Linked DNA regions of Mus musculus: region 2 is linked to region 1. A link is a contact called in ENCODE POLR2A ChIA-PET data. All regions are on one chromosome and are shown on one strand. The core of a region is the stretch at or near the end of the contact, and the rest is flanking DNA. Distances in the headings are between cores, read along the strand shown. Region 1 holds the start of 4930579G24Rik (RIKEN cDNA 4930579G24 gene). Region 2 holds the start of Tmem144 (transmembrane protein 144).

What was found. ChIA-PET counts read pairs that join two places held with the same protein, here RNA polymerase II (POLR2A).
Region 2: POLR2A ChIA-PET joins it to region 1 with 11 read pairs in embryonic stem cell. The contact joins the promoter of Tmem144 here to the promoter of 4930579G24Rik in region 1. POLR2A ChIA-PET finds 5 or more read pairs at or near these places in 5 of 5 experiments (Patski and embryonic stem cell).

Annotation. Positions count from the first base shown.
Region 1 is chr3:79,624,357-79,631,158 of GRCm38, reverse strand. 4930579G24Rik (RIKEN cDNA 4930579G24 gene) reads right to left here and starts at 2,080. Exons shown (of 2, transcript NM_029482.1): 1 at 1,803-2,080; 2 at 1-30. The coding sequence starts at 1,982. Etfdh (electron transferring flavoprotein, dehydrogenase) reads left to right here and starts at 2,392. Exons shown (of 13, transcript NM_025794.2): 1 at 2,392-2,641. The coding sequence starts at 2,608.
Region 2 is chr3:79,841,566-79,848,933 of GRCm38, reverse strand. Tmem144 (transmembrane protein 144) reads left to right here and starts at 6,025. Exons shown (of 12, transcript NM_001379543.1): 1 at 6,025-6,163.

The DNA.
Region 1 (6,802 bases), core at 831-3,330:
TTCCAGAAGTTTAGTTAATGAAAACGCCGCCTACAATTTAATGAAAGAAAGAAAAGTCAAGCGGGTTTGTTTGTGGTACTGGTACCCAGGACCTCCAGCACTGAGCTACACCCTGAACCCCACACACGCTTTTTAAAAAAAAAAATCCTCATCTAACTTCATAGTCTAAATATAGCTTAAAACCTTCAATCAAATGCCCACATGTTTTTCTTTAAAAGAAATGAATTTTCAAAAAAAAAAAAAAAAAAAAAAACACTGGTTCTTTCTTGAAGCCGAAGTCTCAGAACAGGGGAGGCACACAGCTCTACCCAAGCTGCACTCAGAGCCTCTAAATTTTTTCATAACGTAACTTTAAGGAAGAATACCTGCCATAAAAATACTCACTGAATATGACAAGTCAGTATTTTTAACAGAAAACACATCCAACTCTCATATATTTCCCCAAGGCAACCTGGAAACCTCTTGACTAAAAGTGGCAGAGCCATCCAAAGGACTTCCTCACTTTGCCTGGTAACGAAGTAAGAAAAGCCCTGTTCCACTATTTTCACCCATGAACACTTATTTTTGAGCTATAAATAAGTAAATAAATAATAAAATCAAAGAACTTATACTCTAAGCTGAGCTGACAGAACATCTAAAATCACACACAGCTATGAAAAACTCACTTTTAAATCAAATGCTTTCTTCACCAAAAAATATAAAATAACACTTTTTTTATATCATGTCAGCATTTATTGTTCACATTTATTTGTAACCTGTATTGTTTGGGGGGAGGGACCTGGACTAATACTTCAGCCATCTCTTTTGACAAAAGAATAAAAACCTGTCAGCCAGTTCTAGTTTCCAAATCTTTTGTGTGGTTATTCCACAACCCTCTCCAGGAAGATTGTCTGCTACATACTTCAGTCCTTTCTCCCTCTCAAAGAGTCCTTATAAAGTGCCACTGTAAACACATAAGTGGATGCTCACAGTCAGCTATTGGATGGATCACAGGGCCCCCAATGGAGGAGCTTGAGAAAGTACCCAAGGAGCTAAAGAGATCTGCAACCCTATAGGTGGAACAACATTATGAACTAACCAGTACCCCGGAGCTCTTGACTCTAGCTGCATATGTATCAAAAGATGGCCTAGTCGGCCTTCAATGGAAAGAACGGCCCATTGGACTGGCAAACTCTATATGCCTCAGTACAGGGGAACGCCAGGGCCAAAAAGTGGGAGTGGGTGGGTAGGGGAGTGGGAGAGGGTATGGGGGACTTTTGGGATAGCATTGGAAATGTAAATGAGGAAAATACCTAATAATAAATAAATAAAGTGCCGCTGTGACCCTCCAACCCCTCAGCGTTATACGTGTTGGGGTCAGGAAGTTATTTCTGGGAATTCGAGATTGAACAAAAACTTTACAGAATTTTTGCATTGCAAGATTCTGTTCTAAACTGTCCTATCAAATCCATCTGCCGGCTGTGATTAGCCCTGGTCCACTCAAGTCCAACACAGAGCCAAGTAAGCGACACACAACAGCATCACCAGCTGGCCCTGGGCTGGTGGCCAACTAGAAGCACAAGCTCGAGTCCCTTAGAAAGCACCAATGGGCAAGGAGGCAAGCTATGACCGCCCAAAGTGCTCCGAGGGATGGGAGGAGGCGGAGAGAGGATCCTGGCAGCGGGGCTGCGGATGACCGCTAGCAGAAGGAGAAGGAAAGAAAGATGCGGGAAGAGAGAGCCGAGGCTAGCCCTCAACTCCAAGAACCGCAGGCAGGAGCACCCTAGCTGCAATCAGCTCTCAGCCGCAACGGCGACACTCACGTCTCCGATCTGCAGCTCCACTTGCTCCAGCGGGTCCACGGTTGGACCGGGACTCCTGCTCGGATCCCGCCAGCCCAAACTCACTGGCATGCTGAGGGACGACGAAGAGGCGCCTGACGACGGAGATGAGGGAGGCGGCGGCGGCGGCGAAGAAGCCCGAAACTCCTCAGAGTCAGCCATGGGAGTGAGCTGGGGCTACTGGACCGGATCAAGCAACCGAACCCTCACCAACTGCCTTTCGACCGCTCGCGCCCAAAGCCCATAGGCTCCGCCTCCTCCCACACGGAGTCCCGCCCCATCTTCTCGTTTGTCTCTGCCCTGGACCCCAAGTACGTCTCATTTTTTCCAGACAGCCAATCAGATATCAAGCCAGGCGTCACCAGGCTCCTGCGCACAGCTCCAGGAGCTAAACACTACAACTCCCAGAATGCCTAGCAAATCAGCCTCGCTATGCTTCTAGGGCGCATGCGCACACGCGAGAGCTTGTCGGCCTCTTCTGCACACTAGGTTCCTGGCTGAGGATGACTGGGAGATGGAGTCTTCTGCCTTTTCCTGGCTTGTATGTGACCCGGAAACCTTACTGGCCTTCGTGTCCTCTGTGGCGCCGGCGCAAAGCAGAAGAGGGGCGGGTACGCCGCGAAGCAAGGGCGGTCGGCAGAGCCCAGACGCTGACAGAAGCTGAGCAGTCGGGGCTTCTTGGCAGGTGATGGCGCCCCTCGTAGCCTAGAAGTCCAGCACCCTCGGCAAGCCGCAGACCCACGCCTCTCTCCTTTGTATCTGGTCAAGTCTCCGGGTCACTTTGAACATGTTGGTGCGACTAACCAAGCTGTCCTGCCCTGGTGAGACGAAACTCCTGGTGGGGACAGAAGGAGCAAGGTGGATAAGTTGGGACAAAACAAGACTGGGGCCACACCCGGGGTACTGCCAGCATCTCTTTCCTTGTCTATTGTCTTAGGCTAAACTAGGGCAAAGGTCAATGCTGTCAGCGCCTGGTGGCCGACCCTACCTTACCGACCTTGGAGTTGCCCCAGTTGGCAGAATTATCATCTAGGTTAAAGGTCATGAGAAGAGAAAATTGTCAACACTGCCCCCTCGGTGGAGTTCCCCCAAATGCCGCTCCTAATCTTTACCTCAAGGCTCAGGTATTATCTGCCGCCTTATTAGGAATGGGAAAGAAAGAAAAACTTGTGTGGGTTTTCGCCTTGGCTCTGACCTGACTTTGCAGCCATAATAGTCTAATCTTAATTGAAGTCTGAGCTCTCATATCGTATTAACTCATATATTACCAATTATGTCTGGAGTCGGAATTTTTTCTGCATTATCCAGAGTTAACACCAGGCGTTTCTGTTATGGGTGTTTCTTAAAGCAGTTGCAGGATAGTTTTAAGTTTTTACTTAAAAACAACCCCCTCGTTCAAACAGAAGTTTAGAGGATCTTGAATTCTGTTGTAACTGGCTTAATATAAATCTTTACTGAAGTTAATTTGGCTGTGGGATTTTTAAACAAGTATTTGTATACTTGTTTAAACAATATGGTGTATATTCAAACCAAGCATCTATTATCCACAGAAGATGGTATGCTTTGAGAGCCATCAGTTTACAGTCTAATTTAGATGCAGTCTTGGATCTAGTCAGTGACTTTTCTTTAAACGCTAATTTGTTACATTTTCATTACTCAGTGTTACCTCTAGTGGTGACAACTAAATGTGCTAAGTATGTCGTGTATGGCTGATCCGGTGTTCAGTGACTCTGACTTTGCTTTCTACTGGAACTCTGTCTTTATGCCTAAATGTTCAGATGGGTCATGAGAGATACCATGCTCGTTTAAGCAAAGGAATAAACGTTATACCTTTTTAAAATTCTCTGGTGGGAATCAGAGGCCACGGTTCCAACTGTTCTCGAGCAAATTAGTAGCTGTACAAATAATAGAATGAATTTTCAGAAGTAAATGATAACTTGTATATGGTAAACTACAGGGTATAATAAATACCTTTTAAATGATGATAGTATGTTTGAACTCAACCAAATTTGCCTATAAGTACTTATAAATATCTTTCCCCCGTGAATTAGGGTAAAAAAAAAAAGATTTAATCTTGGACTTAATAAAGTATTTCAATATCATCGACTGATAGATTGATTTTTTTTCAAGGCAGAGTTCCTCTGTGTGGTCCTGGCTGCCCAGGAACTGGCTCTGTAGACCAGGCTGGCCTCAACCTCACAGAGCTCCATCCACCTGCCTCTGCCTGTGCTGGGATTAAAGGCCTGCACCACTACTGCCCAGCAATATAATACTTTTTAATGTGCAAAACAAGCTAGGGAAGATTTGTTTCCCTACCTCTTTAAAATTATCAAAAGAAATGTATAGTATTTACAAGACATTAGACTTCTACTCCAAATGTTTTTTTTTTCCCCACTTCATTCAAATTTATTGTCTTGATGCCAGGTATCACTTGAGAAACTATTTTGTTAAAATATTTAAAAATATTAACCATGTAATTGGTGGTAAAAATAAAATTAGTTTATATAAGAATAATTTGTTAAAAATATTTCGTCTTCTTTTTTTTTCTTTTGTTTTTCTTTTGTTTTGGTTTGGTTTGGTTTTTGGTTTTTTTGGTTTTTGAGACAGGGTTTCTCTGTGTAGCCCTGGCTGACCTGGAATTCACTCTGTAGACCAGACTGGCCGCGAACTCAGAAATCCGCCTGCCCCTGCCTCCCAAGTGCTGGGATTAAAGGCATGCGCCACCACACCCGGCCTTCTTCTTTCTATTTAATTAAGAAAAAATTTACCATGGCCTCAGGTTCCATGATTTCAGAGATAATTTCAGATCAATTACTGTTCTCAGAATTTGACAAGTATTAGAAGAAACTATCTGAATTCCTATTTGTCTGATGTAAATAGGGCTTATCGTTATTTCACATCTCAGAAAGTTATGAGGGATATTTTGTTTGGAACAGGTTCTCATATAGCACAGGTTGGCTATAATCTGATTGTCGTGTGGCTGGAGATAACCTTGAATTTCTGATCTCCCCACTGTGCATTACCACATGGCTTATGATGTACTGGGGATCCAACTAGGCAAGCACTCTACCAACTGAGCCACACCCCATCCAAGACATAGTATTAAAATGGAAAATTCTTAACCATTCATCCTGTCCAGGAAAGTGTAAATTATATAGTCAAAATGAAATTCCTTGTCTTTACTACTTTTTACAGTCCATTTACAAAAGTTTCCTCACTTGTAGATGCTTTATAAGACATAGTCCAAGTTAGAAAAGACCTCACTATTGTGACGGAAATTAAACAGTTTCACAGGCTTCTATGTACATAGCCATTGAAATCGTTACTAGGAAGGTTCTGATCCTGTTAAGAAGCACATAATTGTTTTTGTTTTTGAAACGGAGTCTCAGTGTAGCCCTAGCTGGGCTGGAACTCCCTGTGTAGTCTAGACTGGCCTTATTGTCACAGAGATCCCCCTGGCTCTGCCTCTAAGTACTGGGATTAAAGACATCACCATGCCCATCTGAATAGCTGTAGCTCTTGTATTTCAGTCTTCGATCTGCCTATCACTGTATTTTTTATTTAACTTTTTATTTTGTACTTGCTTTAGGCTTTCAGATGAGTTGCAGAGAAAATAGAGTTCCCATGTGTCCTTCTCAAACTTAACATCATATATAATCATGGTGAATATGGAGACTAAGAAACTAACATTGGCTGGACGGTGGTGGCGCACACCTTTTTTTTTTTTAAAGATTTATTTATTATTTTATGTAAATACACTGTAGTTGTCTTCACACACTCCAGAAGAGGGAGTCAGATCTCATTACGGATGGTTGTGAGCCACCATGTGGTTGCTGGGATTTGAACTCTGGACCTTCGGAAGAGCAGTCGGGTGCTCTTACCCACTGAGCCATCTCACCAGCCCAGCACACACCTTTAATCCCAGCACTTGGGAGGCAGAGGCAGGCAGATTTCTGAGTTTGAGGCCAGCCTGGTCTACAGAGTGAGTTCCAGGACAGCCAGGACTACACAGAAAAACCCTGTCTCAAAAAACAAAAACAAAAAACTAACATTGATGAAATGTTATTATACTACAAAACTATTCAGGTTCCCATTTTCTGGTTCAGGATCTAGTCCATGTAGCTTTTAGTTAGCCTCCATCTATTTTCATGGGACACTTCCTCTGCTTCTTGTCATTTGTGATTTTGATATAAGCATTTTATTGAATGCCTCTCAGTCTAAATTTACTTGGTGGTTTCTCATGATTTCCTGATTAGACTGAGGTGTAAGGATTTTGAGGGTGTGTGCCACAAAGGTAATGAATCTTTCTCATATCATATCAATAGCATGTGATATCACTGTAATGCTGGTCATATTTAAATGGTATTTGATTCAAATACCATTTGATTCACTTAATTCAAATTATAACTATAATATTTTTACTGTAAAGTTAGTTTTTTTTCTTTTAATATTCCACTTATTAGAAACTAGAAAGGTCCAGTCCACACTCAGTAGGGAAAGAATCAAAAAATATGTGAATATATAATCACAGTCTTTAGTATTATAAGTTTTTCTATAAAAAAAATTGTGATTAAGCTTGATATAGTGGTGAACACCTTTAATTTTAGCCTTTGGGAGACAGAGGCAGAGGCAGGTGGATTTCTGTAGTTCAAACCCAGCTTCATCTATTTAACAAGTTCCAAGCCAGCCTGGGCTATATGAGACCATGTCTCAAACAATTAAAAAAAATGGATTGAGTGGAATTCATTTGACATAAAGAGCAATGTATACATCCTTTGCTCATTTTTTTTTTGAGAAAGCAAAACAAAAGTAACAACAACAAAAAAACATATTTTTTTCTATTTTTATGCCATTTAATGAGTAACTATCCCCCTGCATCTATTTTTATTATACTATCAGCCATTCATTTTATTACACTGTCTCTCACTTGTTTTAAGATTGTAAATTTTAGATGAAGAGGTGCATTATCGGTTAAGACTGCT
Region 2 (7,368 bases), core at 4,776-7,275, 210 kb before region 1:
CACAGCCCATTTACTGGAAGAGGTCCTGACAATATGTTTCCATACAGCTTTTCTCTCCTCTTAGCTGCCTTGTTAGAACTGTGTCTTCTATGTCAACTGTGCTGAAATTAGGCAATATGGATACATTATCCTGAGATAAATAAACAAAAGCATAAGCTGTACATTATTTTTGATCTTTACCTTGTGTTGTGTGTTGTACAAAATGTAGTTGATTTCACTTGCCCATCCTAGCGAGCTTGGGAAGAAATAGATTCTGTTGTTCTTGGATGAGCTACTATGTATCTATTCAGCTGGGCCCAGTTTCACTGTGTCCTTCCTAGATACTTATCTATATGTGTCTAAGAAGGAAGAGTTGTGAGGATCTAATTAACCTCCCTCCTGACAATTTGCTGTTTGCCTCACAGACGGGGACACTGCTATAGGACACATAAAGAGGCTCCAGTTTTCTCAGAAAACTGACTTTTTCATTATGCAGTGTTGCTCTTAATCTCAGCTAATCTCCTGGTCTGTTGTACTTTGAAGATAAAACTGGTGCTCTGGCTTCCTGGGGTCATTTCTCATCTTTCTAAATCGATAAGCTTATTGATAAAATGAAGGTGAATTTCTCATGAACAATGAGAATTTTTAGGTCCTGTATTTTAGTCTTTGTTACTGTTTGTCTTTTCATATTGATTTTCTCTTTTTTGCTCTCTCTACTTTTAATTCTACACATTATTAGATTCCGTTTTCTTCTTTTTCTTACTCTATCAATATACATCTTTCCAAAAATACTTCTTAGGGGTTGCTCTAATCAGATTATTTTCTAATTTCACAATAGACATTATCCACTAATCTCAGTCCACTATTAAATAACACAGAGACTACATGATCTGACAGAACCCGCAGTGTTTTCTGCTATAGCACAGTGCCCTGTGTTGCTACACATAACCGCTATCCTGGCACTTGGGAGAGTGCAACAGGATAATTAGGGGTTTGATACCAGCCTGGGCTATCTGGAATGGGACGCAGCTTGTGATAGAGCATTTGTCTGACATCATGAGTTAAATCCAGCATTGGAAACAAATAAAAATAAGCCAACTATTTTGTTTCCCAGACAGGTCAGGTTCTGCCTTGTAGACAGTTTCCAGCAATCTGTCCTCTCCCTTGGAGCTTATCATTTATAAATTACAATCATCTTTAAAGTAAAAGATTTAGTTTCATCTTTATATCCTTCCTAAAGGATACCCTTCATGGAAGTCTGAGTTGCTGATTTATATCATATTTCCTCTCTCTGTAGAATTTTATTTCATCCAGCACTGTTCTCCTGTAATTTTTAAGGGTTTTGTTTGTCTTAGGAAAGCCTTCTTTTTTTTTTTTTTTTTTTTTTTTTGGTTTTTTGAGACAGGGTTTCTCTGTGTAGCCCTGACTGTGCTTGAACTCACTTTGTAGACCAGGCTGACCTCGAACTCAGAAATCCGCCTGCCTCTGCCTCCCGAGTGCTGGGATTAAAGGCATGCACCACCACGCCCGGTTTTTCTTTCTTTTTTTTTCTTTCTTTTTTTTTTTTAATTCTCCAATCATCAGCTTGAAACCCCAGTGAGGTTCATAAAAGCAACGCTGACTGACCTATGGGTGCTTCCACAGGACGACTTCACGCACCGAAAGGTCCCAGCTCTAGCCTCTGTACCCTTGTACCCATTTGTTGATGACTCTTCAAGTGCCCCCCAGCCTGGCACTGCCTCTATGGGCTCTTGCTCCTCTAGAGCATTCACCGAGCTCCTCCGCTGTCCCAGAATAGTCCAAGCTGTGATCTCAATTCTCTAAAGAAGATTGTTGGTTTCTCAGTTTGCTCCACGTTTTTCTTGTCATAATCTAAGGGAAGACTTCCAAGCCCTTTGAGTGCTTGAGGAAAACCAAAAACTACAAATCTTAGTGTTTTACGCAGTTTGTAACTTTGACCACACAAAAAGATGAAGAAAAGCTGATGTCTAAGAGTAAATGACTTTTCTAATTTTACTTGCAAGGGAATGGATGGACTGGAGATCCTAATGTAAAATGATAGCATCCAGACTCAGAAAGACAAATAACCTGTTTCCCCTGATGTGCAGATCCTGATTTAAACGTGAACGGACGTAAAAGGGGAACCATCAGGGAGGTAAAAGGGGAACCATCAGGGAGGAGGAAGAGGTTTAAGAGGATAGGAGCAGGGAGAGCAAGAAAAGGTAACAAGCGGAAACAGAAAATATCAAGAGCCTTCTCTCATATACAGTCTGTATTTGAGCATGTGTGCATATGATGGAGGGAGGGAGGGAGAGGGAGAGGAGAGAGAGAAGGAGAGGGAGAGGAGAGGGAGAGGGACAGAGAGAGAGATTGAGAGAGAGAGAGAGAGAGAGAGAGAGAGAGAGAGAGAGAGACTATCAGGGAAAAGAAGACCAGTAAGGTGGCTTGAAGGTCTGTCTACATGGAAATTCTAAAGTGTCTCACCAGCAATATCACATGTCACCGAGGAATTTGTGGCTCATCTTTTTGAGTTCTTAGGCTTATTAATAAAATAATTTAATAATTGACTCAGAAGGACACTTCTGAAAAAAGAACTTAAAGGGAAAAAGCCTAGGACACGGAAGCTTCAATAGTCAACAGCCACTCAGAGGAGGAAGATGGAGAGGAGGAAATGGAGACATTTGAAGGCAGCCACGTGGTGGATGATCAGGGGTGGTGGCTTCTGAGAAATAGAGGAGGAAGGTATGTGTATGTTCTGTCCAATATCCTAAAGAAAGAGACAGAAAGTAATAAAAAGGAAAAGTTACACCTTTCTGAAATCAAGTAGCAGACCCTCATTGAGACTCCCTCTATGAAGACCTCGTCAGAGCTGTGAGGAAGGCATTCTATCTCGATAAAGGAATAATTATTCTTCCCACCTCTTTATCATCCCTTAATGTAAGTCAACCTTTCCAGGTATGGTCAGTGAGCCTGCAGACTGACCAGCCCAAATGCATTAACTCTCATGTTTTGGGAAGCTTGGAATGTTAGGTCTCCCCTAGGCCATTGAAATAACATTTCTCTTAAGGAGACTCATCGGAACACCAATACAGACTTCTGTAGCATTTCCCCCTCTGAAGAGGTAACCCTAAAATCGTTTAGGCTATGGGACAAAGTTGAGCACTAAATATATAAAGCATTTTTACTGTGAAAATCTAGATATTCAATTCTAAAGCTTTGCCAGAGGGGATAAATGCCTGGACTGGACTTTCAGTCCCACCCCAGGTATAGCTCCAGGGCTGGGTGCTGGTTCACAAGGAGTTAACTCCCTTTAGACATTCCCAGCCAGAGAGCCAAGGACTTTCCTGGAACTGCCTACAAACTGTTCTGCCAATTCCTGTCTCCTGGTCTCATCAGATGGACAGTAAAGAGGAGTGGGAGAGTGAATATAATTAGGATACAAGGATGTCAATGGATGAAATGTCATAACTAAAGTCCATTATTTTGTATGCTAAGTAAAAAAAAATTTTTTTTTAAACACTAAAAGTGACTTTCCTAGAGAAATAGTGCTAACAGACGAAGCTAAAGTTAAAATCTAGATCTTACATTATAGACATTTATGTTTGGTTATTAGTGCAAAAGGTGCAATCTCTTTAAAAGTCTGTATCAGAGTCTTTCAGGCTAGGGCTCTCTTTAGTATGATGTGCGAAGCACTAGACAGAAATGTCCATAGAAAGAGCTCTCAGGCCTGAAACGAGCTCCAACATACGTTTACATTTTAGGGAATTCTCAACAGAGGGAGTCTGTTTTTCATATCAGTTTAAAACAATAGTGAAGGGTGTGGCCACAGGGTCTCTTTGGTCATAAAGTGATGATATCTTAGATTCTGTTTATGTTCTGTATCTTTGGGAAAGAGTCTGGGTCTGTGTACTGTTGGCTTAACTTGGAAACTGTGCTGACTCTGCTCCAGACAGCTGCAGTAGAGCAAAGACAGTAGCAACGTGAATCATGGGAATGTTTTGCTTGCCCAGTACATATAAAAGTTCCTCCTACAGTGTCTTCTACTGTGTGTACAATAGATGATGTCTAAAGAGTATGCAAACCTATCTTAGTTTGAAATACTCAGTTGGGCTTCCTCTGACAGCTGAGAGGAACAGATGCATAGACCCACAGTCAAACATTAGTTTCATAGAGCCCAAATTGGAGATCTCCACTGGGTTCCTCCCCTTGGGCTCCGGAGACCCCGTGGAAGAGGCGGGGAATTGTAGGAACCAGAGGAACACAAGAACACGGCCCACAGAATCAACTAAGCAGGGCTCATAGAGGCTCACGGAGATTGAACCGGCAATTACAGAGCCTGCCATGGGTCTGCGTTAGGTCCTCTGCATATACATTATGGTTGTTGCCAAAACACCTTAATTTAATGTGGAAAAATTTAAAGAAATTAATTGCAAAGTACATAAAGTTAAACTTAATAAGCAAATCTCTGCCTGTTTATGTGTGCACATAAACAGGAAGTTTCTCGATTTTTTCAATCACTAAATTAATCATTTCTCTTAAGAAAATGACCTTCTTTCTTTCTTCATGATACTCTGCCTCCCAGTGCAGTTCTCTGATGGATGTAGAGTTGAAAAGCAAGGCTTCCTTTCAAGAAACCTTATCTCCTAACGTCTCCACTTTTCTTCTCTTTCTTGTGAATCTCACATGACCAGATAGTGGATGGTGTCAGCTTAATCCACTCCAAGAGGCCTGCCTGCCTCAAACTCAGACTAGGCCAGGACCTAGCACTTCCTCTTCTTGAAGTTCACATCTGTGTCTTCTGCTGTGCTAGTATCCGGCCTAGAGAGACAGCCTTGCTGTCTAGGAGAGGTCTGTCACACACACACACACACACACACACACACACACACACACACACAAGAGCGCGCACACAGACACATATGGACGCGCGCGCACACATACACACACATGCACGCACACACACACGCACACAGTCACACACACACACTCACACGAACACATGCACAGAGAGAGAGAGAGAGAGAGAGAGAGAGAGAGAGAGAGAGGGAGAGAGGGAGAGAGGGAGACAGAGAGAGATGAACACACACACACACAAACACACACACACACACACACACACACACACACGAGCGCACACACAGACACACATATGGACGTGCGCGCACACATACACACACACGCGCACGCACACAGTCACACACACACACACACACACACGTGGTTTTCAGCTACAGAAGAGGCAGGTAAATCTACATCATATGCTAGTGGTTGCTTTTACCTCTGAATCTCAATCGGATGTCCGAAGCCTGCACTCCTGTCCATTGCTCTTGATTCTTACAGCTCTTTAGGTGGGGTGGGATACAGCTACTGCTCTGGAACGTGATGCACAGCCTGGTTTCACAGGAAAGCTTCCTGGAAGCTATTTTCAAAGAAATTACCTCCCGGGCCAAGCTTTATTTTCCGCAACTCCAGTGTATGGATTTGTATAAAGCCACCTCCCTTGTCTACTGAAATGTGCCAGCAAGCCACAAAGGCATTTAGTTCACATTACAGTAGCACACATTAATTGTTTACATTTGTCTAAGCTCATGATTCCAGCTACATGGGAGGCTGAGGCAGGAGGATCACAGAGTCTACTTGGGCTGTGGAGTGAGCGTTAAGCCAGTCTAGGCAACTTCGGAATAAGCTGTCTCAACTTTAAAAAGGGGGAATGAGAGTTGGGAGTGCAAATTAGGAGAGATTGCCTAACAACAAAGGCAAACCGGGATGGAATGAGCATTTATTTTGTAACTGTGTGAGGTAGCTCCGGCTTTGTCTCATCCACAAACTGCACAATTAAAGGTGTGGTGTTTAGCAGAAGGTGACTTGCTACTCACTGAACGAGCTCTTCTTTAAAGGGGGGGGGGGGGGGGGGGCACGACACTCTCTAGTTAACTCGCTGACTGACAGAGGGCCTGAGGACTCCTTAGTCACCTGACTGAGCTCCAGCCCTCCGCTGGGAGGGTGTCCTGAGCCTCCGCCTGGGAGGGACTCCGGTCTCCCTTCAGATTCCGGCAGGAAGTCCGCACGCGTCCAGGGAAGAGTCAGCGCAGTGAGACCCCACCAGGTCACCTGAGTCTAAGGTGCCCCTGGGTCTGAGAGCCGCCCTGCAACCTTCAGCTCCTCGGGAAAACTCGCAGAGCAAGTAAGTGCCAGCACTCGTGACGTCAGCCCAGAGACAGGCGAAGCTGCACTCAGATTGGAGGAAATTAAAGGAAACCAGAAATGAAATCTTTAAACTAGAGCAGGCGGCATTGATCGAGCGCCGGCACTATCTTAAACGCAGGGGAGGAGCTGCTTAAAACTTTAAAGTAGTCGGGAGAAAAAGCAGATATACCAGTAATGAAACGAAAGTAGTAAATTTTTTAGAAAGAATGAATGTAGCTTAATAAAATATTAAGTGGATACTTAACACGTAAACCTTAGAATCCTTGGACTTGAGACTTTTCCACGGAATGTTGAAAGCTTTTACCTTGGAGAAATACGAACTATTTCGATAGCTGCTGCCTGGTTGGTAATCTGTCTAAGGTAAACGCGTGTGGGCAGGTCACGTGCTACCTGACCCACGTGATATTTATGGTCCTATTGTCTAACTAAAACTTGAAAAAATTTTAAATGAATGGGAGGGATCTAGCACAAGTTTAAAGCTTGACTGAGCTCTGAAGCGAGTTTAAAGTCTGCCTAGAAAAGCTTGGCGAGACTGTCTCAAATCAAACAAAGTAAAAACGGGGTTCGGGTATAGCTGAGCAGAGCGTTTGCCGAGCATGCCGTATTATTAAAAAATATAATAATAATAATAATAATAATAATAATAATGGATTTTGTTTGCTTGCTTGCTTTTTTAAAGACAGGGTCACACTAGTGTTGTCCTGGATGGTCTGGAACTAGCTATGTAAACCAAGCAGGCGATGATCTCAAAGATCTTCCTGCTTCTGCCTTCTGAGTGCCGGAAGTTAGCTTGCTACCAACCTAGACTGAAAATAAGATTTTTAGAGGAATAATTTGGGGCTAGGTTTGTGCGAAAAAAGGGTTGGGGATACATGTTCAGTAAAGTAATGATGCTTCTCTTTACCACAGAAATGTCACTGATTTAACGCGAGATGGACTCTTCCTTATGGCAGTCTGGGATTGTTGGTTCACAGGGAATTAGATCATGTGCTTTTGGAAATGCTCTGGAGCCGTGTGCTGTAAACGAACATCGTTTATCTAAGGCAATAACTGACTGGAGTTGATTCAGCAGTCAAATGAGGTCATGCGCTCTAATTAGCACTACTAATTATTCATCCAATTCAGGCTGAAACCTGTGGCTGCCCATCAATACCCCTTAGTGGAGCCTTCTTTTCTGTAAAA